Linked DNA regions of Homo sapiens: region 2 is linked to region 1. A link is an interaction called in ENCODE POLR2A ChIA-PET data of the cell type or tissue named here. Cell type or tissue: OCI-LY7. All regions are shown on one strand. Each heading gives the region's core, and the rest is flanking DNA. Links, peaks and the distances in the headings are about the cores only.

Region 1 (15,594 bases), core at 3,462-11,461:
TGGTTCTGTGTCCCCACCCAAATCTCATCTCGAATTGTAATCCCCACGTGTGGAGGGAGGGACCTGTAATCCCCACATTTTGAGGGAGGGAGGTGATTGGATCATGGGGGCGGTTTCCCCATGCTGTTCATGTGATAGTGAGTTCTCATGAGATCTGATGGTTTTATAAGTGTCTGGCATTTCCCCTGCTTGCATTTTTCCCTCTCCTGCCACCATGTGAAGAGGGTCTTTGCTTCCTCTTCACCTTCCTCCATGATTGTAAGTCTCCTGAGGCCTCCCCAGTCATCCAAAATGTGAGTCAATTAAACCTGTTTCCTTTATAAACTACCCAGACTCAGGTAGTATCGTTATAGCAGTGTGAGAACGGACAATACACCTGTGTTTTTTGTTTTGTTTCAGGAAACTAGTTCCTGGCATGGGCATCTTTGGACATCTAGTACTTTTTTTCCCCTGGCTTCTGCTAGGGACTAGAATTCATTCTTATCTCCGCCTTGGTTCCCTTGTACTGATTTCCTTTATGACAGAGCCTACATCTAAAATATTTAACATCTCTGCTCTGCTCTACCAAATGCTGCCCCTAGCCCTCATGTCTAGGTTAGAGGTCCTTCCAAGTTTCACATTCTGCCCTGGCTTTGGACTAGATTACTTATTACTCTGTTTAACTCTGTCTCTTGTTTTTCAGTCCAACTTTTTTCTCAGTTGTAGGAGCCCTACCAATGGGCAGCTTTCAAATATTTGTTCATTTTACCTATCCTCGTGGAACTTCACCCGGTATATGTGCAGCTTAGGAATCAGTAAGGTCTCAAGAACACTCTTCTGTAGATTCCTGTAGCTCTTTCTCCACATAGTTTCCTCTGGGCACTTATCCCACAACTTCCATCCACCATGGCCTCTCGGGACCATGCTTGTTTTCTCCTAAACTCAGTGAGACCACTGAGCTCTGTCTGGGTTTCTCCTCCCTCCACCTGTAGCCTGGGAGTTTCCTCTAGTCAGAAGCCATGGCATTCATAGGACTCACTTTATTTGCTTCTGTTTTCTCAAGAACCACTGTCCTGGGCTGCCTGTTGTCCAATAACTAAAAATAGTTGTTTCATGTATTTTTTTCAGTTTTGTTGTTTGATTTGGGAAGACAAGTCTAATTATTACTTCATCATGGCCAAAAGCAGAATTCCAGTTTATAATCTCATTTAAATCTCTCTTCTAACTGTAGTTAAGGGTGTCTTTCTAATACTCTTTATTTATTCTTTCTTTTTTTTCTTAGTTTCACTAAAGGTCATTCATTTTGTTAATTCTTTTCAAAGAACCACATTTTATCCTAGTTCTTCATTTCAAATGTATTGATATTTAGTTGGATTTATTTCTATGTAAACAAATTTCTTTTTTCCTCATTCTTGCTTCTATCTCATACTTTTTAATGGTGGTCATTTTACTCTACATAAATATATTTATATATTTACATATATATTTATATATAAATGATACAGAAATTTTATTAGTGGTACACTCAATATCTGTCTTAAAATATCTATCTTGCCCTCATTTTTGAAAGATATTTTTGCTGTTCATGCAATTTTTTTGTTTTGTTTGTTTGTTTTTGAGACGGAGTCTCTCTCTGTAGCCCAGGCTGGAGTGCAGTGGCGCAATCTCAGCTCACTGCATCCTCCGCCTTCTGAGTTCAAGCTATTCTCCTGCCTCAGCCTCCTGAGTAGCTGGGATTACAGGCATGCACCACCATGTCCAGCTAATTTTTAAATTTTTAGTAGAGACAGGGTTTCACCGTGTTGGCTGGGCTGGTTTTGAACTCCTGACCTCAAGTGATCCACCCACCTTGGCCTCCCAAAGTGCTGAGATTACAGACATGAGCCACCGCGCCTGGCCTATTCGTGAAATTTTAAATGAACAATTATAGGCTAATCAGAATTCTGTTGTCTCATGGCTTTTATCCTTTCCCTTGAGTCTGTTATCAATCTGTTTTGTTCCTAGGCTATGTCCTTTCTCTTTGACTGCTTTTTAGATCTTATCTTTGTTTTTAGTGTTGTTCAGTTTCAATATCAGTGTGTCTAGGTCTAGATTTCTTTTTATTCATCCAACCTGGTATATATTGTATTTCCTTTATTGATATATGTATTTTATAATATTCTTAGTTGTTTTTCCTTCAAATGTAGTCTTTTCTCCATTTTAAAATTGTTTCTTAGGACTCCTATTATTTATAAATTAGATCTTCTTATCCTATTGTCAATATATCTTAACCTCTATTTTGCATTATTCATCTCCCAATATTTTGGAGCTGTATTTCTAGTGGCTTTTTAATATCTACTTTCCAATTCACTAAATCTTTGGTTCTGTTTGTCTGTTTTATCTATCCAATGAGTTTTAAAATTTCTATAGTTGATAGTTGTTATTTCTATTTGGTTCTTTTTGAAATTTACTTGGTCATTTTTGATAGTCTGGTGTTGGCTTAGTTTTGTGATGTGTATCTTTTGTTATTTTTTTGTTACTTTATATATATTTTATCTCTTGTTTTATATGTATTATCTGGGAATTATAATACCCAAACTACTTAGTATCTATTTGTTGTTTCTGCTGACTCTCACTCAGCATGGCTTCTTTTCCTGTGTATTTTGGCATCTTTTATTATGACCTCATGTTTGCTTGATCTTTATTTGTGGAATCCTTGGGGTCTACACTGATGAAGGTTTTTGTGTTTTTTTGAGACAGGGTCTCACTCTGTCACCCAGGCTGGAGTGCAGTGATGCAATCATAGCTCACCGCAGCCTCAATCTCCTGGGCTCCAGTGATCCTCCCACCTCAGACTCCCAAATAGCTGGGACTACAGGCACAAGCCACCACACCTGGCTAATTTAAATTTTTTTTTTTTGGTAGAGTTAGGGTTTTGCCATGTTGTCCAGGCTGGTCTCAAACTCCTGGGCTCACATGATTCTTCCACCTTGGCCTCCCATAGTGCTGGGATTACAGGCATGAGCCACTGTTGGATGCTTTTACTAAAAAAGAAGTATTTAAAAAGAATTTTAGTTTGCTTCTCTCGGGAGCCAGGGATATGACTAATCTGAGGTCATTTTATCCCCCTTTAGTGGCCTGGCTTAATGAAGACTCTCAGGCTTAGCTTCTCCACCTTGTATACTGCTTTTCTAACTTGTTTGCCAGGACTTCCTCATTGCCTATTACATAGTAGGTATTATAAAGGTATTTGATTAAAAACCATTGAGTAGTTCAGTGTGCCTTTAAGCTTGAAGTTATGCAGAAAGAAGAATTATTCTCATGCTACTCATGAGAAGCTTAGGTTCAGAATGAGAAGTGATGATGAGTTGGCAGCTGAAAAGCTGTGGGAGTAAGACTCAATATTCAATTATTTAAAAAATCAATAAAGAAAAAATGTTAATAATGTACATTACCTTTCCTTCCATTAGAAATTAAAAGAGCATTTTTGGCAAGAGTCAAATAGGAACCTCTTTTTTTCAAACACAGACTGGAATGTGTTTCATCCCTTTGGTCTATATAAATTTTTCCTCTGGTTTCAACCAATAGATTGTACTTTATTTCCTGACTTTAAAAAGTGGCATTTACTATGTCTCCTAAAATTCCTTGCACTTTACAATTTGCTTTTACAATGATTTCTAAAGTATTCTCAGTTATTTCAGATGAGACATTTGTTAGGAGATTCAAGCCATTAACAAACTTGGTTGCTGTATGATTGGAAGAATTGGTTTCAGATTTCTGAGATTATAGAAAGAGATTCTGAGATGATGTGAGTGGCCCTAAAATGTCATTTCCATATATCACAACTCCAAAATGTAAGAAAATCACATATATTTTAAAATATATACTTAACCTGAAGAAGACTAAAGCTAAATACATAGGGAAACCTCTTTTTAGCTAAAGATGACCTTTGATAGCAAACTTACCATTTTGCAACCTGCCAGTCAGGCAGGCACGGAGTACTTGCTATGTGCCTAACAGTATTGGGAAAGGTGCCTTATTTGAGACTTACATCTAGGAGTGAATTTTATAATCATCTGTGTAGTCTATTACAAGCATCTTAAGGACAAGAGTAAGATCTGTTCATTATTAGGAATTTGCCACTGTATCTGTAATTCTGCTATGAGGTTATAAGAACCAGAACTATTGTGGCAGTTAGAGAAAAAGACTAGATATTACTTAAAAGAATAGGCCGGGTGCGGTGGCTCATGCCTGTAATCCCAGCACTGTGGGAAGCCGAGGCGGGCAGTTTGCCTGAGGCCTGGAGTTCGAGACCAGCCTGGCCAACATGGTAAAACCCCGTCTCTACTAAAAATACAAAAATTAGCCAGGTGTGGTGGCACGTGCCTGTGATCCCAGCTACTCAGGAGGCTGAGGCATGAGAATCACTTGAGCACGGGAGGTGGAGGTTGCAGTAAGCCAAGAGGTGTCACTGCACTCCAACCTGGGTGATAGAGCGAGACTCTGTCTCAAATAAATAAATAAATATTAAAAAGAAGGCACACAGTTCTGGGACCTCTCTATCTTACTAGTATGATATCTGATATAACATATGTTCTGTATACTTCCAGAACAAATTCAATTCGACAAGACTGGCCAAGTCCCTGATTTCAAGGAGATTTGGGGAGATAGAAAAGACTTACAACAAAACCATTAAACAGCAGCAGAAAGCAGTGTGTTAAGTAAAAACAGGTGATTCTGAAAGTAAATGCCACAGAAGTTGATTGAACGAGATCACTGTGGGTTAAGGTAGAAGGAGAACCTTTCATAAGATGTTATATGAGTTAACTTGGGTGGGGAGGAGGACACTGGGGAAGAAAAATGAGAATGAGTAAAGGCAGGGAGACAGGAAACATATTATCTTGTTGAGAAACAGAGGGAAAAATAGTCTGTCTACAGTAAAATGTTTGAGTAGGGAGTAGCTAGAGATGGCACTGGCAAGGTAGGAAAGCACAGATTATGAAGGACCTTAAAATTTCAGTGGACTCTAAGCTTTGTGTGGGCATAGATCATGTCTATCTTGTTCACCATTGTAACCCTAGTATCTACCCTAGAGACTGGTACATAATATGTGTTCAATAAAATTTTGCTGGATGAATTAATTGCTTGGATGAAGACAGTTTGAAATGTTCAGTCTGTATCTGGAGATCAGTGAGGACCCACTAATAACCTCATAGTAGAACATGAACTAGTCATGTTATAAATAGAAAAATTATTCTCAAGGTAATGGGCAAAATAAACCTGGGGGGTGGGTGGTAGGGAGGCAGTGGAGGCTGGAGGCTGAATGTAGGCAGGGCAACCAGGCTATTCCTGTGATCATGCTTTAGGTGAGAAAGGTTAAGAGTGGAATGAGGATAGTGGGAGAGGAGAGTTGTTTTGAGATTGAAGCAACTGAATTGTGATTCACTGGCAAGTTTTCTGCCTAAAAGACAGTGAAAGGGATGTTGTCAAGATGGATAAATAATGAGTTGATTTTTGTAGTTGGCATTTGAATCTGAGAATTTCTATTCCCATTACAAATCTTTTTTCTAGTATTTCCTTTCCCACATGATCATTTGGTTGGGTTTTTTTCAACAATGCTCAATTATCCATCAATTATTTTTTCTGAAAGAATTACGTTCACCTATTTTTTAATATTTCTGAATTGTCAGAACTATTATACAATTCCATACAATTCCCATCACATCAGGATGGATTTGGGCAGTGCCAACATAGAAAACAACTAGAACATCTCTTTCTTTTCTTTCTTTCTTTCTTCCCTTCTCTTTCTTTCTTCCTTCCTTCCTTTCTTTTCTCCTTCCCTTCCTTCCTTCTCTCTCTTCCTTCCCTTTCTTTCTTTCTCTTTCTTTCTTTCTTTCTTTCTTTCTTTCTTTCTTTCTTTCTTTCTTTCTTTCTTTCCTTCTTTTCTTTCTTTCTTTCTTTTCTTTCTTTCTTGTCTGTCTCTTTCTCTCTTTCTTTCTTTTTCTTTCTTTCTTATCTCGATGGAGTCTTGCTCTGTCACCCAGGCTGGAGTGCAGTGCCGTGATCTCGGCTCACTGCATCCTCCACCTCAAGCGATTCTCATACCTCAACCTCCCGAGTAGCTGGGATTACAAGCACCGGTCACCAAGGCCTGCTAATTTGCTTTTTTTTTTTTTTTTTTTTTTTTCATTGAAGACAGTGTTTCACCATGTTGGCCAAGCTGGTTTTGAACTCCTGACCTCAAGTGATCCGTCCACCTCAGCCTCCCAAAGTGCTGGGATTACATGAGTGAGCCACCACACCCGGCCATAGAACATCTGTTTTGAGAGTGCACAGAGGAAGAGAGGACAGGGCGTGAGAGTGGAATCCCACCTTTTTAGTTAGAATTTCTAGATCTGGTGGCTTTTTATTATGTTGCTTATTAGCATCAAGCGCTAGTTGATAAACCTCCAGGGCACTAAGAGGTTTTTGTTGTATTTTCTCCTTTTTATCCTGACATATAGAAAAAGGGGATTTGTTCAGAGTGGTCACCAGCCCGGCCCAGCCCCGACTCTTCAGAGTTGATGCAGTAAATCAAGTGTATGCACAGACCTCCCTTGAGTGTCTGTTGGCTCAAGACCGGGTGCTGGGTGGGGGGACCCTGACGCCCCCCGCTGACTCGAGGGTCGCTGGAGGAAAAGTCCCGCCCCATCCCACCCCGCCCATAGGCTTTCCGAGAGCCTGGCCGACTCGGAGGGGCTGGTGGGTCGGTCCCCGCGTGTGGACTGCGGGCTGAGCCCCCTCAGGCGACCGTGGTCTTCGCTCTCCTGTCAAGGGCATCACTTAGGGGAAGGAACGAACGGCCCTTTCTTGCTTTCTCTCTCTGGGACCAGAGAGCTGGAGAGCCATTCGGAGCACCCACGTTATTTTTCTTCTTATTAAGAAGACGGGCGGGGAGAGGGGAGGACGCAGACCCTCGTTCCTCGGGGACAGAGCCCCGCCCGGCGCCGCGGCAGAGCGGCTGCTGGACCCGGGTGGGCCCCGGCGGCTCGGGGCGGGGGAGGCGCGCCCCGCCCAGCGCGGCCGCGGGTGTCAGCGCTGCCGCGCCCGGCGGGTCCCTGCGGCCGCTGCGTCCCCGCCCGTCGGCCTTGCTGCGCGGAGCGGGCGGCCAGGTGTCCTGCGGGCGGCGTCCCCGCACCGGGAGCCGGAGGGGGCCGGGGCCGGGCGGGCGCTCCGGGGCTGCCTTCTTCCCCGCGCCCTGCGGGGCTGTCCAACGCCTTCCAGCTCCGGCTCCCGCTGCCTGCACCATGTCCGCCAGAGGTGAGTGGGGACCAGGTGGGCACCGTCCACTGACCCCGGCGGGCCGAACAGGTGCGGGAGGGCGGGGGGGCTGCGACAGCCGCGCCGGCCCCAGCCCGGCCTGAAACTTTGGCAGCGGATCCCCGGGCTCGGGGCTGCCGGGGGCCGGGGGCAGGGGAAGGAAGCCCTCGCCCTTGACCTTGATCCCCGGATGTGGGCGAGCCTAAGGGCCAAAGTCGGCGCCCCGCTCACCTGTGCCCGCCGCGCGTCTGGGCTGGGAGGCGTGGGGGATGGGCTCGCGCTGGCTGCCCTGCCGGGAGCTGTGGAAGGGCTGGCCAGGAGGGAGGAAGAGGTATTTTTTCCTCCTTTCTAGTTACCATTTTGCAGCTCGGCTATGGAAGAAATCCAGGGCTTGAGGCAGCACGATTTAAAGCTGCAGTGCTTACACCCCATTAAAAAAAAAAAAAGTAAATTCCCCACCTGTACTCCCCTCTGCATGAATCTCCCCTTCCACTCCCCACCCATTTTCTTTCTGGAGTAAAACAATTACTGCAGGTGAAATGGGTGGAAGAAAAAAAAATCAGAATTGCTTTTCAGGCAAGAATAAAGGGAATGTATTTCTTGCCATCTGGAGCCAGCGACGATGCTGGGGAGAGTGGGTTAGTCATAGCTCAGTGGCTGCTAGTATGAGTGAAATATTAAAGAGATCAAGTCATTCTGCAGCTTGCGAGCAATTAAAATGAAGTGAATTGGTTGCTTTGCCGTAAGCATTTAAAGAAAATATTGATTATTTTTAGAAAGTGTATTTGCAAAGCAGTAAGTGCCACCCCTTTTGATACCCTGAAGGCAACCTGTAAGAGGAGTTGCGGAGTTGTTTTTTTATTTTTTATTTTAAACTCCGAAGCTTTAATCCTGCTTTTTGGAAGGAGTTTAGGAATTTGATAACGTGTTGGATAATTAAGCGCTGCTTTTCAGAGTTCATCCTGGGGCATATAATGAATAGAGTAATCTCTATCCAGAGTGTTTTAATTCCTTTTCAAGCACTCTGATCTTTGTTGATGATTGCTTTGGCGATATGGTTGGTTGGATCTGTACCTAGAAATGGGGTGGAAAGGACTTGGTGGAATGACAGAATTTATATTGTAGATACCAGGATGCAGAGGTGACATAGGGCTCTGAGATACTACCTGCCTATTCATGCCTAATTATTCACGTATATTAGAGAACGAAAAAAGAGCATGGAACAGATAACACCATAAGGGACTTGGTGTGTATATGGATGGAGTCATAACAATCTCTGAACTATGTTCTTAGACTGAGGCTTTGAGTGCTGACCGCTGTCCTAAGTACCACAAGGAACATATGGAGAATATCTCTTATAAGTTGTAAATCTCTCTGAGGTCAGAGTCCACTTCTGATTCAGCTTTACAGCACCCAAACCTGTTAGTGCAGAACCTTGCACACTGTAGGGGCCAAGTAACTATGTGGAATCTCGGTATGCCCTAGGAAGCATCAAGTTTGTTAGGCCGTCACACAATTTCATTTAGTCTCTGGCCCCTCCTATTCCAGGGTCTCGGGTTTATCTGAGGATGTGAAATGAAGATGGCCCCAGAGATTCTAAGGGGCTCTAAGCCCTGGAATGGGACTGAGTTCTCAAACATTTCTTCTTCAACCCAGTTTCAAGCAGGATGGTTTGGAGTCAGCTATAGACATTTCATTCAGTTGTCTTATTTCCCCTTCAAACTTCATGTTGGTCATCTTGCATTTAACAGTTTGAAGTCTGACTAATCTTGTAGAGGGAAAAATATCTATAATAATAAATATCAGTTATTGTATGTTTATTAGGTGTCAGGTACTTTACATGTGTTACATTATTTAATCCTCACAATGACTCAATCAAGTAGCTATTGTTATTACCTCCCCATTTTACAGATGAAGGAATTGAGGTTTTGAGAGATTATAAAATTTGCCTGAGCTAAGCTTGGTAAATGGCAGATCCTGATTTCTACCCAAATCTGTCTGATTCTGATCACATCCACTTTGTTTTACTACTTCTGTTATTAGTCCTTCAAATATTGTAATAGACATCACAATCATTGATTTGCTAAGAAGAGAGAGAGAATGGCTTAGACATGGCATTGAAAGGAAATAGCCTTGATAAGTAACTTGGAATTTCCAATACATTTAGAAACATCTTGGTAGGCATTTGGTAATGACAAAGTGTGGAAAACAAGGCCGCTGATACTAGATGTTGTTAATTTGATATTCCTAGTTTTTTCTTCCTATTTCAGTGTTGAGAACCAGAATTTCCTAGACATTACCAAAGACTGAGGATTTTACGTATCTTTTTATGCAGCACTTTTATTTATGTGAATTTGAAAAAAAATTCTAAAAGATTAGTAGAGTGCTTAGTAGTTACGGAGTTGAGTTTGTCTAGAAATGTGTATATTTTTGTCATTAATTTTTTAAAAGATTTCAAAACTGTGGGCTTCACTATGGTGTTTCAATTCAGTCATCTGCTCTTGTCTGTACTCCTGAAAGGGGAAATAAGCTTATAGGACCAGAAGCTTAATGTGTCTACTTAAGTACCTAACTTATCAATAGGAAGTCCTTTAGATCCTTGAAAAGATAAATGCTCTTGATTTTTAAAATGATCTCTACTTATTTCTAATATCTAGGCTTGTAGATTATGGTAGGAATAATAGAATATTTTTTTTTTTTATAGTTGAAAATGGCCGGGCGCAGTGGCTCACACCTGTATGTAATCCTGTCACTTTGGGAGGCTGAGGTGGGTGGAACATGAGGTTAGGAGTTTGAGACCAGCCTGGCCAATATGGTGAAACCCCATCTCTACTAAAAATACAAAAATTAGCTGGGCATGGTGGCGCATGCCTGTAGTCCCAGCTACTCGAGAGACTGAGGCAGGAGAATAGCTTGAACCCAGGGGGCAGAGGTTGCAGTGAGCCGAGATTGTGCCAGACAGAGCGAGACTCCATCTCCAAAAAAAAGAAAAGAAAAGAAAAGAAAAAAGTAGAAAACAGCCCCCCTTAAGGGGGCACACAATGGAGACAGGGGCTGGGGCTGCTTACCTCAGTCCCATTTGCTTGACTTACTTGTCCTTGTGTCTCAGGTGTGCTCTCTGCCTGCTTGTGAGGTTCCCCTGTTCAAGCCTTTGGTGGGATCATGTGTTTGGGGGCCTTGTGGGAGGTCAGCTGCACTGGAGTGCTGCCCATGGCCTGCGCAGGACATTTCCCAGCAAGGGCCAGAGGAGTTACTGTGTTTTCAGTCTGAATTGAATGTCAGAGCCAGCCAGCAGGGCTTCATCCTCTTGGGGAGAACACTGCTTAGCAGATTAGGTCCTGGATAACTTGCTTGTATTTTTTTAAATTAAATGTCCCTGGTTGGTTTAAAAAAAGGAAAAGAAAACAATGAAATCAATTGGCCGGGTGCGGTGGCTCACGCCTGTAATCCCAGCACGTTGGGAGGCTGAGGCGGATGGATCACTTGAGGCCAGGAGTTTAAGACCAGCCTGGCCAACATGGTGAAACCCCATCACTCTTAAAAATACAAAAATTAGCCGGGCATGGTGGCACACGCCTGTAATCCCAGCTACTCGGGAGGCTGAGGCATGAGAATCGCTGATATTGCGACTTTGCACTCCAGCTTGGGTGACAGACTGAGACTCTATCTCAAAAAAACAAACAAACAAATAAATCAATTTAATCTCATAAGAAAAGCAACTTTATTTTTAAAATTTTAAGAGAAAAGTATTAAAATCCAGTTCTCTATTCAAGCTAACAATTAAAAGCATTCTTTAATTTTATGATAGAGCAAGCTAAGACATTCCCATCTTGTGGTATTTTAGGATACTCTCATCAAAGACTTGTAACTTGGTGTTGTATTTTTCCACTAGAGACCAAAACGGATCCATTATATTTTGATTTTTGAATTACCAGCTAGAGGAAATTATAACACTTGGAATAGAGTTTCCATACCTGGGGAGAATTGTCTAGGCAACCTTTTAAAAATATAGATTCCCAGGCCTCATTCCAGATCTAATGGTTTCTAAACACTAAAGATAGAGTCCCAAAACATGTGAAAAGTGATTCTAAGGACCACTAGATTACAGTGGTGTCCCATTATGGCAGGATCATAAGAGTCAACTGGAGTGTTTATCAAAGGTACTGATACAAAGCCTCTTCTTCAGAGCTACTAAATCAGAATATTCAGGTTAGGCCTGGGCATCTGCATTTTTAATAAGCCCCAGTTATTTCTTATGTACAGGCAGACTTGGGAGCCATTGAATTAGAGCTTATTTTCTCTAATGCCGGGTCTGGATCATCCTGCAAGCTTTCAAAAAAGTTATTTTTAAGTTATAAAAGTAATATATTAAAATCAGGTTGGGTGCAGTGGCTCATGCCTCTGATCCCAGCACTTTGGGAGGCCAAGGCAGCATGAGGTCAGGGGTTCAAGACCCACCTGGCCAACATGGTGAAACCCCGTCTCTACTAAAAAAAAAGTACAAAACTTAGGTGGGCATGGCGTTGTGCACCTGTAGTCCCAGCTACTCGGGGGCTGAGGCAGGAGAATTGCTTGAACCTGGGATGTGGAGGTTGCAGTGAGCCAAGATCATGTCACTGCACTCCAGCCTGGTCAACAGTCTCAAAAAAAAATCACTATCAATGTATTAATACAACAAAACTATGTTAACATACCTATATAATACATTAAAATATTAAATTATAAATTAATACAGTATGTTTAAATTCAAACAGGCTGGAATTATACAAAGTTAAAAATGAAAATCTCCTATTTTCTCCCTTCCTATCAAAACCTCAGAATTAATGGCAAACAGTGCATCCCATAAACCCTTCCAGACAATTTTCTATCTGGTTAGCTTTCGGTCCAATTCAATAAATAGTAAATACATACACCATGCAAGACACATGCAGAAAACAAACACTTTACAAAGAAGCAATCACTCAGTGAAACTGCTGGCTTTTCAGAAGCTTGAGTCATGAGGAAAAAGGCCCAGGTGTGTGTGGATAGATTCCATTGCACTGGCAGGGAAATAACTCATGTGTGCTGTCGAAATCTTAGACCAGTTTTGCTAACGTTGTTTTCGGAACTTCCACAAAACTGGAAGCAACCTAACTGCTCATCCATTGGGGGAATGAGTGACCAGATTGTGGCGCATACATGTGGACTATTACACAGTTATTGGAAAGAGTGAGTGAGACCCATATGCACTGGTCTGGAGGGATGGCCATGATACATTGTTAAGTGAAAAGAGTGTGTTTTAGAATAAAATCTATGTCATAAATGACCCTAGTTTTGTAAATTGAGAAAAATCCCTATGTGTGCATATGTGTGTGTTCCACAAGCAGAGAAAAAATCATAGAACAGTACATAACAAGCATTTAGCAGTGGCTACCTCAAAGGTAAGGGTGAGGAGGGAAGGTGGTTGGCTTTTCTTTGGCTATATCTTTATGTTGTTTGGTAGTAAGTAAGAACAGCTTTAATAGATTGAGAGAAAAATCCAATAAAGGAAAAATGTCCACTTAATCCCTACTCATTCATTTCACTTATTGGAGTCAGGGACATAGATTTTTATTGATTTATCTGATGAACATTTATTGAATAATTGTTACATGCCAGCAATTAGTTAATAGGGCTCAGTATGTACCCTCAAGGAGCTCACAGTTTTATGGGGAAGACAAATACACACATATTTATAAAAGGATATCCTGGCCGGGCACAGTGGCTCACGCCTGTAATCCCAGCACTTTGGGAGTCTGAGGCAGGTGGATCACAAGGTCAGGAGATTGAGACCATCCTGGCCAACACAGTGAAACCCCATCTCTACTAAAAAATAAAAAAAATTAGCTGGGCGTGGTGGCGGGCGCCTGTAGTCTCAGCTATGTGGGAGGCTGAGGCAGAAGAATGGTGTGAACCTGGGAGGTGCAGCTTGCAGTGAGCAGAGATGCGCCACTGCCCTCCAGCCTGGGCGACAAAGTGAGACTCCATCTCAAAAAAAAAGGATATCCTGAGTGGAGAAAGAGAGAGCGAGTGAGAGAGAGAGAGAGAGAGAGAGAGAGCATATGGGATAGAGTGAGAATTATGGTAATACCAAAGAGTGGCATTGAGTTAGCTGTGGGCATGACAACCATATCAGGTGAGGCTTCTTAAAGAAAGTAGAGTTGTTTTCTTGAAGAATGAGTTGGACTTAGCCAGGTAAAAAAGAATAGGATGGAGGGAAGGCCTTTCCAAGGAAAAGGGCATGAAAAGAAGTGGCATGGTGAGTACTGAACCTAGGAAGCCTGTTGCTGCCAGATGACATATTTTTCAGGGAGAGGAGAACCAGATCTCAGTGGAGTTGGGAGATGGAGAGGGCACTTTGGGGAAAGGCTGAGGATGTAGGGTTTTTCACTGACAAGGGCTTGCAGTTCCAGAGCACAGTGGAAGGTTGTCAGTGGTGAGAGATGTGCAGTGGGAAGGAAGAAACAGGGCAGAAAGGGATGAGAAGGGAGAGGAGGGCTCTGTTCTTCCCATGGCTGAGACTGCAGAAATGAGAGAGATGGTTGCGCATGACAAGTTTGAAATGTCCTAACTTTGGCATGAGGAATTTGGTTGCAGACTGAGCCGAGAGCCTGGGCAGTAGCAAGCTGGGGCAGAGAGGTGATAGGGGCTGCCATCTGCTTCCTCGAGTAGCAGCAAAGCTGTCTGCTAAGCATGGCTTGTTCATGGGGTTGGGGCCAAGGTTAGAATGTGGGCGGAGGGACAATAGGAATCAGAACCACACTTTTTTTTTTTTTGCCGATTTCTTGAGCTTTGATGCCTATAGCAGAGCCTAAAATGTATCTGCTAGTTGATAAATGGGAGACTTCTTCATTTCATCTTTCTTCTCTCTTACTTCTGCCCACCACTCTGGGCCTCTTGTCCCAAGCATCACTCTAGCTTTATCGGTTTCTTTCATGGTGATGTTGTAAAGATTAGTGCACTAAGAGTTCTTATTTGGTGTGATATGGGGGCCATGTTTCTGGCCTGTATCAACTACAGTTTCTCCTCTCTTTGAGTTACAGGGCTCCCAAGCAGTTTATTAAATCAAGGAAAGGAGAAACTATCTTTGAAAGCCAAGTTTAGCCATTATTAGATTTAGTATTTAATATCAAAACAGCAAAACACTACATTTCCTGGAAGTTCTTTTTTGCATTTAAAATAAATGGTTCTGATTCAATAAACAGATTTCTTTTTTACATGAGAGAGATCATTTTGGACATCAATATCTCACATGTGGGAGTGTCATATGTTTCAGCAAAGATTTTCAGAAGGTTGAATTGTTCCCACATTGTATCTGTGAACTGCATTATGTTTTGTTTTGTTTTTTAATTTTTGGGAACTTGTGTAGACAAGCTTGAGTTAATCACACTTCTCAGGTAATGGTTTACTATCATTGTCAGTCCATCAGGACCTGCTGTGGTCTAATATATTGATTATTTTATCTCCATTATTTAATTTCATTACCTTTTTGCCATAGGCAACTATTCTTATACATTTGATATATGTGTCCTTGAATTTGTAGTAAAATCAATCCTTAGATCAGTTCTTGAGCTATAAGCACTAAGTCAGTGTGTGTGTGTGTGTGTGTGTGTGTGTGTGTGTGTGTGTGTGTGTGTGAAGGAGAAATTTTCTTCTTGCTGAGAATGGAATAGAAGTCAGTGGGGTTGTAATTTATGTTAGATATAAAAGGGATTCAACAATTAAGAAAAGATATGCTTTTTCTCTTCCCTCCTCCCCAAAACAGAACTGGCAACCATATATCTGAAAATATCTTAACAGCAAGCAAGACAATATAATAGACAGTGTTGAACTCTTAATCTGTCACCCTTTCTCACCGAGATTCAATCAGCTAGTATTTATTGAACCTCTCTCCTGCAGCATCCAGACTAATTTCAAATCCTGTCTATTCCTGGGCTGAGGATGCTAATATACTAATTAATGTAGTCATTTAACAAATAGTTATTGAGCCCTCTGCAGTAAAGATTGTCATGGTTTTTGGGTGGAAAAAGATTAAAGGACATTAGAATTTGTGGTTAAGGTTGGGACAAATGGGCTGATCGACATTTATGGCTCACATTTAAGTATATATTTACATATACTATATAAGTTATAATTCCACCTGGGATGCTTCTATCTAGGACAAATGTTAAACCTGCTGAGATACTGGGACAATAGGTGTATACTGGGGCTATCCTAGGAAAATTGAGACTGTGGCCTTTCTAACTGGTAGTGTTTCTAGCCAGCATGCCTTATGGTGTCGGTGTATTCCTTGGCCTTAAAAGATCGACTTTTGATCAA
Region 2 (15,594 bases), core at 4,854-12,853, 320 kb after region 1:
ATTTAAATGATAAAAAGCATTATCCAAAAGGAATTAGTGACCCTGAACTTAAAAACATCTAATAGTCTCTCTCCCTTTTTCTTTTTACTAGACGTGTGCCTATAGTTTGTTCATATGAAATAGTCTTTATGCTTCAGATGCAAAGTGTAATGTACATAACAGTATATACTTAGTTTTTCAATCATATGAGCTTTTTGCCAACCTTAAAGATAAATCATTGGCTGCTTTGGGCACACTGCCTATTGGGCAGTCCTGCTCCACAGGGAGCAGTGTAAAAAAAAAAAAAGATATGTGGTGGAGATTTTGTACATTAAAGATATTGCTTTAAAAGCCTAGTGTATTTGGCTAAATGTGGATTCTCCAAGGAATTACGTCTTAGTTATTTTGAAAAACATGCATCCATTTACATGGAAGACCTCTCCAGCACTTAGAAATTTCTGAATGGGGGGAGCCTATGGCCATTGATAACACATCCAAGATATCTTTGAGATAAGTCAATGTCTTCCAGGGTTTTTTGTGGCCCTTCATTGACTTTTATCTTGGAGCTTGTCTTGGAACTTGAGGGAGTTTTTGTTTGTTTGTTTGTTTGTTTTGTTTTGTTTTTAATGGATGTGAGCTGGGAGCTTGACCTAAGGTAGGATGTCCATCTCAGAGGCAGGGGGCGCCCTTTGCCACTCTGGCAGCCAGAAGCCCAGCCTTCCATTGCCCAAGTCCACTTCCTGTTCCTTGTTTTTGCAGCATGTGACCCAGGCCTGGGGCCTCACTGAGCTGAGGACGCCTGCATGGTTGTAAAGCTGAGATGCACGGCACAGACTGTTTCTCTCCTTCACTGGCTTCCCCATTCATTTTCCATAACATCCATTGTTGGTTGGGTGTATTTTTATTTCTGTCCTCCAAACTTCCTTGTAGCCTCATTCTATCTTAGTATATCTTTGGGCCATTTGGACAACCTTATGCCTAGAGATTTGGAAAAACCATTTTCGCTTTGTTTCGGGCTTCGTTTGTAAAGTGTCTGCTAAGTTTCTCTTGCTTCCCCTTTGAAATACTGCTAGACATGACATTCTGTGTCCATGAAGTATAAATTGGATTTCTGAGCAGGAGGGTTACATATATTAAGTTTCTTTGAAAGGAATCTTTCCTCTTTTGCTATAAATATGAGTTGCCATGATGTAAATATATATTTGACACTTGCTGAAGGAAACCGTAACTCTTATTGACGCTTTAGACAAGAACCGGCAATCTTAAAACTGTCACAAAATTCTGGATGCTGCCAACTTATCTTAAGGTTCCCTCAAGATGTTCATTTATATTTGGGGATGTAAGCACTCTGAGTCCAGAAAGCTAGGCAGTGCTCCAACAGGTCCCCACAGCAGAATCGCACACCCCCATCTCTATTCGCTTGTCTTAGAATTAGTCACTCGGGCTCTCATGGTGCCAAAAAGAAGAATGAAAGTGGAGATGGGCATTTAAATGTGTTAAGTACAGTGAGAGTCCTGTGAGTGAATGCTCCCCTGAGGTCTAAAAAATTAGCTTACTAGGCTAACAGGAAAGGAGGTAAAAATGAAGGCCAAGAAATAGAAATAGAAACATAAATAGAAATATAGTAGCTTGTCACTACAATAGATGAGAACACTAACAACTTAGGGTAGCCCAATCTGAGGACTTAAAGGAACAAAATAGCTATGAGTGTGATATATATATATATATGTACTATTGTATTATGTGCGCACACACACACACACACACACAGAGTAGTTTTGTTTTTTGTTTTGAGGCAGAATCTCACTTTGTTGCCCCAGCTGGAGTGCAGTGGTGCAATTTCGGCTCACTGCAATCTCCACCTCCCGGGTTCAAGCAATTCTCCTGCCATAGCCTCCTGAGTAGCTGGGATTACAGATGCCTGCCACCAACACCTGGCTAATTTCTGTATTTTTAGAAGAGACAGGGTTTCACCATGTTGGCCAGGCTGGTCTCAAACTCCTGACCTCAAATAATTCACCCGCCTCAGCCTCCCAAAGTGCTGGGATTTCAGGCATAAGCCATCATGCCCATGCCCGGCCTATTATTTTTAAACAGTATCTTATTCAGGGTTGATAGATGATGACAACGATGATGATGAAAATAATGATATCTTCCAAATATGATATTTCATCTGGTGTGTCACACATTACTTTGTTTAAGTAAGGAACTATGCACAGATGGCCTCTTAGGGCCCCCATAAGTTATTTCCTGCCAGGGTTGGGTTCAAAGTTATATCATTTAAATAGGGTATTGGCCAGGTGCAGTATCTCACGCCTGTAATCCCAGCATTTTGGGAGGCCAAGGCGCCACAGATCACTTGAGGTCAGGAGTTTGAGATCAGCCTGGCCAACATGATGAAACCCCGTCTCTACTAAAAACACAAAAACTAGCTGGATGTGGTGGCGCATGTCTGTAATCCCAGCTACTTGGGAGGCTGAGGCAGGAGAATCGCTTGAACCTGGGAGGCGGAGGTTACAATGAGCCGAGACTGCACCACTGCACTACAGCCTGGGCAACAGAGCAAGACTCTGTCTCAAAAAAAAATAAAAATAAAAATAAATACAGATAAGGTGTTTAATTTAGAAAAGGGAAAGAGGCCTCTTCCTGAGAATTTTCCTTTTTCTTTTAAAAATGCCCAAAATTTGTCATGCCTTTGGTATTTCAAGGGCTAAGAATTTGGTACCTAGCAACATTATGTATTCCAAGAACTTATTCCCCGATGAGCGGTTGTGATATGTGAAAAGCACATTCTGCAGAATTGCTGAGATGGGTGTGTTATTGGGTCTCTCTTTACCTGATTTTTAAAAATGCTTTGTGGGAAGTTTTAAATGATTATAGTTACATCTGCTTACAAAATTTGAACAAAGTAGTGTTTTTTTTTTTTTTTTAAAAAAAAAACAACTAGAGAGGTGAATGTTTGCTGAAGACATCCAGCCTAATATAGAACCACACCCAACTGGTGACAGCATTCAGCCAGAATCCAGTCCTTGGGAATTCAGACAGCTACTCCATAACCTTTGAGAGGCTTTGACCATATTCAAGAAGTGAGGGGCTTCTACAGGCACTGGCCAACACAGGGTCTTGTTGATAGAAATATTTTAATCCCTGGACAAATGTCTAATTCTAATAACCTTAAAGTTTGTGTCCTGCATATGCAGATATTTTTGTGTGTGCGTGACACTGGCTAATAATGATAAAAACTGATTTAATGGGGGTTCATTTGATTGTGTATTATAACCAAAACCTACGAGAACTTTCCTGGAAACATCTGATTTTCTGCAAGGACAGTGGAGGTCTATGTGAAAGAACAAAAGCATGGGGCAGGGGGGTTCAGAAGCAGTAGTAAAAGTTGAGACCCATTATACCTTCTTTCGAGAAAAGACCGTAAGAATGATTCTGTTTTTCAGTTATGGATTACTCTTGTTAATTTCTAATGTTCATAGGATTAAATCATTTTTCTTCAGTGAAACATTTATATTGGAGTTGTCAAAGATTAGCTGTAATGGGAAACTTATAAAAGGGGTGTTGTTGTGAGCCCAGTGCTGTACACAGGTCTTTACTTATCATCATCATTTACTTGGAAACTGTGACTTAAGTGAATTGAAATATTAAAAAAACTAGTTTTTCCCCTCATCAGTGTTCTAGGTTGAAATAAACGACGTTCTTCAAGGACCTGCTATATGTTGTTTTGCTTAAAGTTGCAGTTTCCAGCCGGGTGCGGTGGCTCACGCCTGTAATCCTAGCACTTTGGGAGGCCGAGGCGGGTGGATCACGAGGTCAGGAGATTGAGACCATCCTGGCTAACATGGTGAAACCCCGTCTCTACTAAAAAAATTCAAAAAATTAGCCGGGCGCGGTGGCGGGCGCCTGTAGTCCCAGCTACTCAGGAGGGTGAGGCGGGAGAATGGCGTGAACCCAGGAGGCGGAGCTTGCAGTGAGCCAAGATCGCGCCACTGCACTCCAGCCTGGGCGACAGAGCGAGACTCCGTCTCAAAAAAAAAAAAAAAAAAGTTGCAGTTTCCTGTAACCTGTTGATATTAAGTGAGGACTTATTGCACTAGCATCTGGCTTCCTTTAATTTAGAGAAAATTGATGGTGAATCTTGCCATGGTGCTTGCTAAATTAGGCCAATAAATAGCTGTGGAGGTAATTAATTGGCCTCCTTCAATCATTCATTCACAGACATTTATTAAGCACTTACTCCTGGCCAGGCGATACCCTGAGCACTGATGATGACAAATGAGACCAAGTTTTAATTCAGCAACAGGTTTAAAACACTATTTCCTTCTAAATGCAAATTATAATCTTCCTTCCCCTGTTTTCCTCTGTGTTTTTTATACTCATTTTTTCCCGATAGGAACTAGTTACTTCTCTTTAGGAGAGGGATAAATGAGATAACATTTTTATAAATTAGCTTTTTAATAGATCAATAGTTTGGGATGATATTTCATAATTTTTAGGAACTAATATATGACTTAAATAATAAAGTCAACATTATAACATATTTGGGTCTGGATGCTAAACCAGCTCTTGAGAAGAAAAGACAAAAGTTTCAGAACACCAATAACCAAAAGCCAGAAATCTAAATTTGACTCAGTAATAGACACAGATCCCATATTTGGAATATCTTACTGCCCATTTAGTGTAGATCTGTACTCTGGTTACTTAAAAATGTACATGCTGAGACATTAAAATTCTCTTAAATGTATATTCAAACGGTAACAATTGACATCTTTCACACTTGACTGGATAGATTTAGAAAAATTTGACCTGAAGCAACTGGCCAGACCTCTATTTTCTGATGATCTATGATTTATTTAAAATTATTAGTGTTAATAGATAAATAAATTGGACTTTATCAAAAATTTTAAACTTTTGTGCTTCAAAGAATTCCACCAAAAAAGTGAAAAGACAACCTACAGACTGGGAGAAAATATTTGCAAGTTCATATTATTTCTGACAAGAGACTTGTATCCAGAATATATAAAGAGCTCTTACAACTCAGCAGTAAAAGTCATTACCCCTACTAATTTATTGAGCTTTAATAGTCCTGCATCTTCTGGTGTCTTCTTGAGACAAGATGTTTGCCCAGACATAGGGTAGGAGGACAATTTAGGCCAGTTACAAATCTCTTTCTAATTTTGCACAAGCTGAATTAGTTTATCTTGGCCATTCTCCTGGTCAGAAGGGAGTGATGGTGGCTATGGTGGCACTTAAAGCTTTTGCAGCCACCCCTTTGCTCTCTTTTCTGCCCTGGTCCCTCTTCTCTCCTCCAAGAGCACCATGCCTTCCAGACAAGGTGGCCAGTCCTGTTGCTCCTCCAGTCTGCACCCTTCCACACCCTCCTTTCTCATGACATTCCAGCTGTCTGGAATATGGGCTTCCCACCCTCCCATTCACCTACCCTCTCACCTGGTGAGCTTACTCTTTGATGCCCAGCTCAAACCTAGCTTGAAGAATTGGTGTCACCTTCATCTGAGTCTCATAGCATTTTTCTTATACCTCAGAGTAAACAATTGCATGTCATTATATGGCATTTAAGTTTGTCTCCTTAGATAGCCTCTAAGTCCCTTGAGGGCAGGGACTATATCTCATTCATCTATTTGTCCTCAGTAGTACTCAGTGCCCAGCCATAGTAGGTGTTCAATAAATATTTCAATGATTGAATCATTGGCCTGGGTTGAGCCTCATCTTTGAAGTGAAAGATGGGGAGAGGTATAAATGGTCGTGAAATACCTGGCTGACACGCGTCTGACTCTATTTTATATATTTCAAAGTGAGGAAAACAGAAACATATGCAAACACGCTGCAATTGAAGGCACTTTGTATTCCTAAGGGGAAGGACTTGGTGACCACACGGGTTCCCAGACTTAACCTTCAGATCGGAGAAACCTCTGCTAATTGCCAGCTGCTGCCATCATGCTTGAGAGTGATTTGTATTTGGGTTTGCCTAGCCCGCTCCTTTACACGCTTGGGATTTAACCACCTGACAACTGATCCTGAATCATGAGCAAGCAGCTTTCCATCGCTCCCAATCTCCCCTCCATCTAATCAGTTTGCTGCGAGCTCACAGCTTTCAATGCATGCCATTGGAATGACGCACCTGACCGCTAGCTGCTTCTAACCCAGCTCCACCTGAGTTCAAATCTCTGCAACGGAAAACTAAACCTGATATCACCTTTGCAAGTCAAGTTGATAAATTGAGTTTGTTTCTTTTGTTTCTCCTTTTTGATGAACCTCCTTCCAGTCTGTTGTTTTGAATTTTTATTACACTTGCTTTGTTTTCTTTGTTTCTCTCTCCCTTCTCTCATTTTGTTTTTTCCATTCTTCTCATTGGAGGCAATGAGCCGTCCAGCGGCCGGAACTCCCCTCTCCCTTACCGGCCAGACAGCCGCCCTCTAACTCCAACTTACGCTCAGGCCCCTAAACATTTCCATGTTCCAGGTAGGAGCTGACACAGTCTGTGTCTTGGTGTCCTGTCACAGTGTAGAATGTAGCCTTGTAACCTCGTCTTGTCTCATCTCTCATGCTCTTTTAATTGGGATGCACAGTTAACAAACCCTAAATTGCAGGATCTGACCTAGGGGGCCTTTCAAAAGTTTTATGTGTTAAATGCCAGGATTATGTTGAAGGTTTATGTTTTCTAAAATAATTTTTGAAGAGTGTGGGTGATGGGTAAAAGCAGTTGGGTTGTTTTGTTTTGTTTTTTACTAAAATTTTAATTGTACCTTTTTATCATTGCCTTCTGAGATATCTTTCTGTGGTTTGCTGTCATTGACTAATTATGGCAATGGCAATCTAGTTATCTTCTCATCCTAAAGACTGAACCACAGTATCACCTGAGAGAATACTTTTATATTTCCTGTTTTTCTCTAATGTGGAGACTTTCTCCAAGGACTTTTCAGAGAGATGTAGAATTGGGTGAATTGGTTGGTCTTTCTGCAGCGCATAACAGACTAGCCATCTCCATAGCCCGTGAAGATATCTTGCAATTTAGGCTTGGTGCTGCAAGCTTTGCTCTAGTAGTCACAAGCATTTGCTGTCATAATGCAAATAGTAATTTGACATCAGAAACTGAAATAATCAGAGCCCATTAATATAATATCTTAATGTTTAGAATCAGCTCACTTTGTAAGGACAGGATTAGCCATCAGAGGTAATAATACTATATTTCTACCAGCAGTATATTGTTTTTTGCTTTGTTTAGCTACTGAAAGTAGTTTAATAAATTACCCACTATATTAATGTAAGTGTACATATTTAGAATCTATAATCATTTTTTTCTTTTGCTTCTAAACTTACCTAATAAAACAGAGGAAAGTTCACTGAGATTTATATCACTTAGTTGGGACTGTCCTTTCTAAAAAAGTTTAATTGAATCTTGAAAATTAATGTTCTATATCTGGGATTTTTCACATAAAAATGCCCCACCAAGATACAGTGCCCACGGTTCTGGGGAAACAGAAACCTTTTGAAATTTCCTGAGTATTTATAGTTAAAGCAAAATGGTTCCATAATCCAAGGGGGTCTTGTATAAATATATACATAGTGTTTAGCATCTCTTTTCTTTTTCATTCATTCTTTTTTTAAAAAATTTGGCCTGTATAAATTAGGATTTGTTGAACATCCCATCAGCACACCAGGCTAGCCTTGCACATAAAAAGTTTCTGTTTTTTTTAAAAAAACTTTTGATTTTTCTACATTGCTTTCCACTGTTCCACTCATTAGTTGAAAAGTAAATTGAGCCACTGGTATCTACTGGGGGCTCAATTTCTAGACAATAGCAATTTGGGCATTTTCCCCAAGCTGGTTATGTCTTTCTCACCATAAGAGTACCTCCACTGCTTGCGTTTCTTCCTGTTTTAATCCCACTTTCAATGAAGTGTGTATTTGAAATAAATGGCTCATGAGTTAATCACATCTTTATATATCCTAAGATGTATTACAAAGGCTTCCATAACACTTGTCTATAGTAAGCCACTCATTTCTATAATTTTTCTTTCAATAAACTCAATCTTTGTAATACAGAAATTAACCTTCTGGGTTGTTTTTGTTCAAGATCTTCAGTTTGATTTGCCCCTTGGTTGATCTGTTTTTCCCATCGCTGAACTGGTTCCCATAATCACACACCTTTGCTTTTCATTTCCACAGATCAAGGAATCAACATTTACCGAAAGCCACCCATCTACAAACAGCATGGTAAAACCCGCTTTCCTCCGCGTAGCTTTTAAATAGCAAAGTCAGCTGAACTTCTCCTTGCTGTCCTCTGAAAGGCTTTTCCTGCTGCTGCTTTTGAGAGTAAAACTGGGGCATCCAGCATATTATGCCTTTCTGGTCTACTAAGATGTAAATATTGTAAAATTGATTCTCCTGGATGGAGAGACTTAGCTTGATTAGAAAGCTTCTAACCTGTTGCTGAGCCCATCAAACCATGTATCATTCTGTTCCTAGAGAAGGGGAAGTACTGGTCACACAGCAACTCACAAACATCCTAGCAAGTCTTTTTTCTTTTTGCCATCAAATATAGTCACCCTTTAAAATAATTTTGATGAGACTAATTTAAACTGGTGAAAAACCAGCCACCTAGAAAAACTAATTTGACTGAGCCTACATCAACTTGGCTGTCCAGGTCTCCAGTTTCTTATTGGGCATGAAGATGTGTGCACAGTGGAGTGGACAGGATACAGGCTAACACAGAGGTCAAGGCTCTGCTCCCACTTTCTCCCTAAATGGCTCTGTGACGTCATTTCTCTGTGCTTCAGTTTTCTCTTCTGTAAAAACCAGTTAGTTAGATCAGTTTGTCTCTGAACTTCCTGCAAACTAAGAATCACTAACGTGGATGTATAATTCTGTTTTCCTTTTTTTAACTCAGGAACTCACATGACTTTATGTAAATCACATTTTCCTCCACCATTATTAAGTCTCTGTAGATATATCGACCATAAATCTTTGTGAAAAGATATCTAAAGCTGGTCTTCAGGCGTTTTCAGAAAATTCTACACAGATTGTGCCTGGAAATTTGAAGGCTGCCTTTAGAATTCAGCTGACATTCATGAGTCCTTAAGAATTAGGATAACATGAGGCCAGGTGCAGTGGCTCACACCTGTAATCCCAGCACTGTGGGAGGCCGAGGCAGGTGGATCATTTGAGGTCAGGAGTTCAAGACCAGCCCAACCAATGTAGCGAAACCCTGTCTCCTCTATTAAAAATACCAAAAAAGTTAGCTGGGCGTGGTGGCGCACACCTGTAATCTCAGCCACATGGGAGGCTGAGGCAGGAGAATCACTTGAATTCAGGAGGCAGAGATTGCAGTGAGCTGAGATCACACCACTGCACTCCAGCTTGGGCGACAGAATGAGACTCTGTCGCCAAAAAAAAAAAAAAAAAGAAAGAAAGAAAGAAGAATTAGGACGATGTGAAAATCAAAATCAAATAACATTGAAAATGCGTAAGGAAAAAAATTTTAGACCAAAATCAGGAAGACAAAGAGAAATGTATGTATCGTAATGGTTCTAGAGCTATGATTTTTTTTCTCATCTTTTTTTTTTGAGGTTTTAAACCATACGCTTGCTTTTTAAGTTTGTTAACATTGTTTTTGTTTTTTTTTTTTTATGGTTTATTGTCTTTCCACACACTCATTAACATGTGAATGTTTAACTACTGACTTCACCAATTCTAATGCGTAAGTACTGTTTGAAGTCATCCTTTTGTTGTTAATTTAAGAATAAAATTCTCAGCATTTGATTTGTCAACTTACAGGCTTTAAAAAATACTATCTTTAGGTCCTCCTCTCTGAACAAAAATAATCAAATAATTAAAATTTAAGGAGATTGGATAATGTTAGATTATTTGTTTGGAAGGAATTAGTTGACTTCTTTTCATAATATTTACTTTGACTGAAGTCTTTCAGGCTGTTATAATTAATTAAAAATAGCCCAGCCAGAGCAGCGCTTTCCAAAGGATGTTTTTGCAAAACAGCCATTCCATGCCAAAGAAATAGTTGTTATGCCCAAAACTGGTGTCTGTGCCCTGATGCGTTTGAGAAAGGCTAGATTTAAATCAAGTCACATTTGTTCTTCATAATGCAGAACTTCTGAGAACTTCTTATATGCTAACATGTTTTGTCCATCTTTAAGAAGGGGATTTCCTATGTAGTGTTTTCCAAGCTGAAATGGTTTTCTCATGAGGTTAGAGATTCAGAGGAACACTGTTTCATGCCTGGCCAAGACTTTACCTCCTAAACTGGGCACAGTGGCCCACACCCATAGTCTCAGCTACTTGGGAGGCTGAAATGAGAGACCTGCTTGAGTGCAGGAGTTAGAATCCAGCCTGCACAACATAGCAAGACCCTATCTCCAAGGAAGGGAAAAAAGACTACCCCTTTGTATTGGGTGACCTTGGTTGAGTTATTTAAGCAAATTGAGACCCAGAAGGTTACCCGAAAAATGGAGGACTTAGAGCTGAAGATTCAAAAGGTTATTTCCAGATTTTAAAATATGTAAGCCCAGAAGAAAAAAGTTATTTAAGGCATTATAAATACATTTTGAAATATTTAGTGACATCCCTGGCCGATTTGCAAAATTAGCCAGAATCAGGGACTGTCCATTTAACCTGGTTTGTTTTGCTCCATCTCTGTAGGTTAGATCTGGGGCTCTAAGCTGTGACTCCTCCTCTAAGCATAGCCAATAAGAACTTTGTGAACTAATATTGCTGCTAGTTTGGCTTTTGTTGTTTTAAAGTTGGATAACTCACTTGTGTGCACAGACCTTTGAACAAAACAATGAGTGGAAACGGCAAACATAAGTTTCAATGCCAAATTCCTGCAAGCTGAAAGTGGATTTTCCAATTTCCATTTCTCCTAGGACTCAAGGACACATGTATTTAGTATATAAGGATTAGAATGAAGTGGACCAGACAGGGTGTGGTGGCCCATGCCTGTAATCCCAGCACTTTGGGAGGCCATGGTGGGCGAATCACCTGAGGTCAGGAGTTCGAGACCAACCTGGCCAGGAGAAACCCTGTCTCTACTAAAAATGCAAAAATCAGCTGGGCATGGTGGTGCATGCCTTTAATCCCACCTACTTGGGAGGCTGAGGCAGGAGAATCCCTTGAACCTGGGAGACAGAGGTTGCAGTGAGCCAAGATTGTACCACTGCACTCCAGCCTGGGCGACAGAGTGAGACTCTGTCTCAAATAATAATAATAATAATAATAATAAAAGAATGATCTGGACCAACATATTTGTGGCTTCTTGCCCAAAGATGCAAAGCCCGCCAACCCTCTAATGATTAACAACTACAGTCAAGTGATAGCGTCATGCTTTCAACTTAGCTCTTTAATTTTAGATTACTAATTACTCTAGGAGAGTGTTGTCCACTGGAACTTTCTATAAGGATGGAAATGTTCTATATCTGCACTGGCCAGGACAGTAGGCACTAATCACATGTGACTACTGAGCAGTTGAAATATGGCTAGTGAAACTGAGGAGCAGAATTTTAATTGTATTAATTTTTTTTGTTTAAATAGCCTCATCTAGCTAGTGCTGGGCAGCACTCTAGAATAGGGTTTTTCAGATGTAGAACACATGTAGAATGAAGCTTTGCTTCTGACGTAAAGTAAGGAAAATGAGTTGACTTGTCAATAGGTACCTCTGAGTGACTGGGCCATGGATAATGGTAATAAACAGAACTTTCTGGAACTGAAACTTTTGCCAGAGAACAAGAAAACTATGTAAGTGGGGTTGTACCGCCATTGTCTTACAGACCAATAGCTAAGCAACCCCTGATTCCCATCTAGATGCAGCTGCCTTGGCAGCCCAGAGCAAGTCCTCAGAAGATATCATCAAGTTTTCCAAGTTCCCAGCAGCCCAGGCACCAGACCCCAGCGAGACACCAAAGATTGAGACGGACCACTGGCCTGGTCCCCCCTCATTTGCTGTCGTAGGTATGCAACTGTCACGGCTAAGTCAAAGGGACAAACTGCTAGGAGAGCTCAAGATGACATGCTTAAAAACATGAAAGAAAATGTATCCTATTATGAAGATTTTAAAGAAAAGTATGACCAAGAGGTAGCATAGTGAAAAGAACTAACGTGGTATTAACTTGTTGTACAAAACGCTTAAAAGTTACAAAAACACATCCACCAGAGTCTTGTTCTAACCAAACCCACTGGGATCCAGAACTGGTCTAAAACCAATGGTTTGCATGGACTCTCAGAGTTAATACTGCAGAATCAGTAACTCTGTTGAACATAGTTGAGTGAAAGCCTTATGGCAAGAACATTGTTCTATATAATTAGAGTCTAGTGGGTGAATTTACCGAATGTTTGTAGAAGCATGACTTCTTTCAGTTAAATTTGTTTTAGACTATTTCTGGGTTGTAGTTATAATTCTTAACAACCAATCTTAACACTGAAGCACTTTCATTTTTCTTGTAAGATCATGTTGTCCATCATGCAAAAGGGCTATTGCAGAGTAGTAGGTGTTCTGAAATATTACTTCTGTGAAGTTATGTGATTTTACATCTACCATTTTCATGAATTCTGTGCTAAAATGTCATATTTCAGCTGTTTCATTCTTTGCTCCATGCTTTCCAATTATGTCTGTGTCTTTACTATATTATCAGTAGTGAACCTACTCGGCCTAAAAAGAAGTATTAGCAAACCCAGAAGCTAATACTGAAAATTTAGCGAGTCAGCTTTACAAAGACACGATCTTATCACATTTCTGTTAACAACCTAAAAGGCCTTCAATTTTCCAAAATGTCCTAATCTTCATTGTGCTATTTTTAATAAGTTATTTTTGGAATATCTTTCACAAGCAATACAAGTGGATTTTAAATCAATTGATACTTATAGAAAGAGTTTAAGGAAAAATCTACCTCCTAAGTTCATTATTCACAAGTGTTGTGTACATTATATTAATGAAATTTATCTAGTCCTTGCAAACTTGTGCCTATTGATTTTCATTAGTGTAAACTAAAGAGAGAAACTTCACACTGACATTTATAATTGTAAGAACTAAGAACCAACCATCAGCTTTTCTATGCCAATCCATGCCCTTCAGGAAGTTCTTGAGGCCTTGAGGTTGCTAGTTTAGTAAATTGCTTACTGGGACATTAAAGCAGCTACATTTTGGAAAGAGGGAGAATTAAGTTTTTGTTGTTGAATTTATTATCACTAAGTAGTTTAAAGCTCTTTTAGATTCCAAAAGGAGGAAAAATTTCAGGTCCATTAATCAAAATGCTGAAAACTAAGACTATTAGTTAAAGTTTATTTTGATTAGATTAGCAAACTTTCCTGTTTCCTCCCACAGCCAGATTAATCCAAGCAATTTAGGAAAACAATAATTATCTTAACCTCTCAACCATTCAGACAGATTCCTCCTTTCCTTTCCCTGTCTCCCCTTTCCAGAAAGCTAAAAAATTGAACACAATTTACTATATTGTTCCAAAGTAAAATTGTACCTGTATTAATGCTTTTGATTTACCTATTAGTATAAAACTCTTTTGTGACCATTTTTCAAAGGATGAGAAAAAGAAAACCTTAGAGACCCATTTCTCGAAAGAAATAGTAAAAGTATGCTTTTTATTGAATTTACTAAGAGTAGAAGACAGAGTGATAGTATTATGAAATTCTAAATATTCAGAAAAAGAGAAAACTACAAGGTTTAAACGCATGTCACAAAACAATGACTATCTTACCTATCTGTTGGTATGTAGATAAATTTGCATTTCTTTCTATTTGAAAATTGAGGCTGGGCGTGGTGGCTCACGCCTGTAATCCCAGCATTTTTGGAGGCCAAGGCAGGAGGATTAGTTGAGCCCTGGAGTTTGAGATCAGCCTGGGCAATATAGTGAGACCATGTCTCTATAAAAAATATTTAAAAATCAGTAGGGTATGGTGGCATACACCTGTGGTCGCAGCTACCCAGGTGGGTGAGGTGGGAGGATTGCTTGAGCCTGGAGGTCGAGGCTGCACTGAGCCATGATTGCATCACTGTACTCCAGCCTGGGCAACAGAGTGAAACCTTGTCTCAAAAAAGAAAGGAAAAAGGAAATTCACTTCAAAGACATCAAAATAACAACTGGAGATGCCCTTCCATTTACTAAAGTGATCTCTGACCAGTGAACTTAGACTAAGTTGCAAACCCAGTTCTAATGGAGCAGGGAGGCCTAAATTCAGGCCTTCCTTGCATTGCACGTTGACCTGGCTTGTCACACAGGGCCATTTTCTTGAGAAACCAGCCAGTAGTGCTGAGTTGGTGGCAGGCATTTTTGTTTTCTCTTGTATTGTTTACTTAAAAGTGTTAAAGACCGTTGCTGACCTTGCCAGCCTAACAAACTGAACACAGATGGACTAGCCCGTTAAGATTCCCTTGTCTTGGGGCTGATGTGAGAAGTTGTCTTTGCTGTGGAATTAGGACCTGACATGAAACGCAGATCTAGTGGCAGAGAGGAAGATGATGAGGAACTTCTGAGACGTCGGCAGCTTCAAGAAGAGCAATTAATGAAGGTTTGTCCTTAAACTACCTTGCTGCTGTCTTCAATGCTAGTTACATAAGATCTATATTTTTTGAATGACTACTATGTATAAACCATCTAGATAGGCAAGAGGTGGTCCCAGTCTTCAAGGGGCTTGAAATCTGGCAGGCAAGGCAAGACAGGTGTCTGTTAATAGTAACTAGAATATGGCAGAATACCTGCTGGGCTCTAGAGGAGATGGCATTGGTGCTGGAGGTCAGAGGGGTGTGGAAGGTTTGGGTTGTTGTGGGAAGGAAAGAGAGACCACATGGGGGCATGTGTGCAGTGCATGTGTTGAAAGGCTGCTGGAGGGCCAGGCAGAGCAAGGTGGTATCCACCCAGGTAGTGCCACACCTTCCTTCCCTCATGCAGTTCTGCTGAAGGAATGACTGTGGGATTGAACATTTCTCCAAGTCTTTTCCCAGGATGTGGGCCAGGAGAAAAGGAATGAAAGGAATGGCCACCATGAAGGGGTCCTCTTCATACCCTCCTTCCTGTAGCAAGGGCCTGCAGCAGCCCAGAAGGACAGTCTGTTATCAGTCAAGAGGCTGCTGAATCCTTTCAAATGATGTTTTCTAAGCATATAGGAAATGCACGTGATATTAGTCAAAGGATACAAAGTTGCATTTATAGTATGATCTCAGTTTTATATGTGTGTATACAAAAATACTAGATAGATATAAATCAAAAGATAGTGTTATTTCTGAGTGACATATTATGGGTTACTCTTCTTTTCTTCTAGATTTTCCAAAATCTGTAAAATTAGCATGTATTACCTTTATTTCTTGTTTTTAAACAAATCAAGGCAATTTCTTTTTAAAGGATACCAGCCCCAGTCTTCCCTTCCCACATCAAAAATCCACACACACTCACACATGCCTTCTGAGGTCTCCTGGCTCTTTAGGGAAAGCAGAGGAAGGAAAACGTTCTTCTAACACAGAGCCTGACTTAGGGAAATGGAGCTTTGAAACTGAAAGGGCTAAGAGGGTTTAGGGTCCCAAACTTGACCTACCTCTTCAGGAACTACCAGGCTCTGGGGCCACATGCATTCAGG

Evidence for each region. Peaks named below come from ENCODE experiments on the same cell type or tissue, not always from the same donor. Only the 100,000 strongest peaks of a DNase experiment are listed, where the experiment ranks them.
Region 2: POLR2A ChIA-PET joins it to region 1 with 12 read pairs; 2 of 35 experiments call an interaction of 5 or more read pairs at or near these places.

What each region holds. Positions count from the first base shown.
Region 1 is chr10:114,759,724-114,775,317 of GRCh38, reverse strand. LOC101927692 (a long non-coding RNA gene) reads right to left here and starts at 10,530. Exons shown (of 3, transcript NR_120628.1): 1 at 10,326-10,530. It also overlaps a transcript of ABLIM1 not described here. In OCI-LY7, for the core only: no CTCF peak of the experiment used is centred there; no DNase peak of the experiment used is centred there.
Region 2 is chr10:114,444,250-114,459,843 of GRCh38, reverse strand. ABLIM1 (actin binding LIM protein 1) reads left to right here. Exons shown (of 23, transcript NM_002313.7): 13 at 6,361-6,465; 14 at 8,173-8,220; 15 at 11,824-11,964; 16 at 14,441-14,532. Among named protein-coding and RNA genes, the nearest start is that of AFAP1L2, 48 kb to the right of the region's middle. In OCI-LY7, for the core only: no CTCF peak of the experiment used is centred there; no DNase peak of the experiment used is centred there.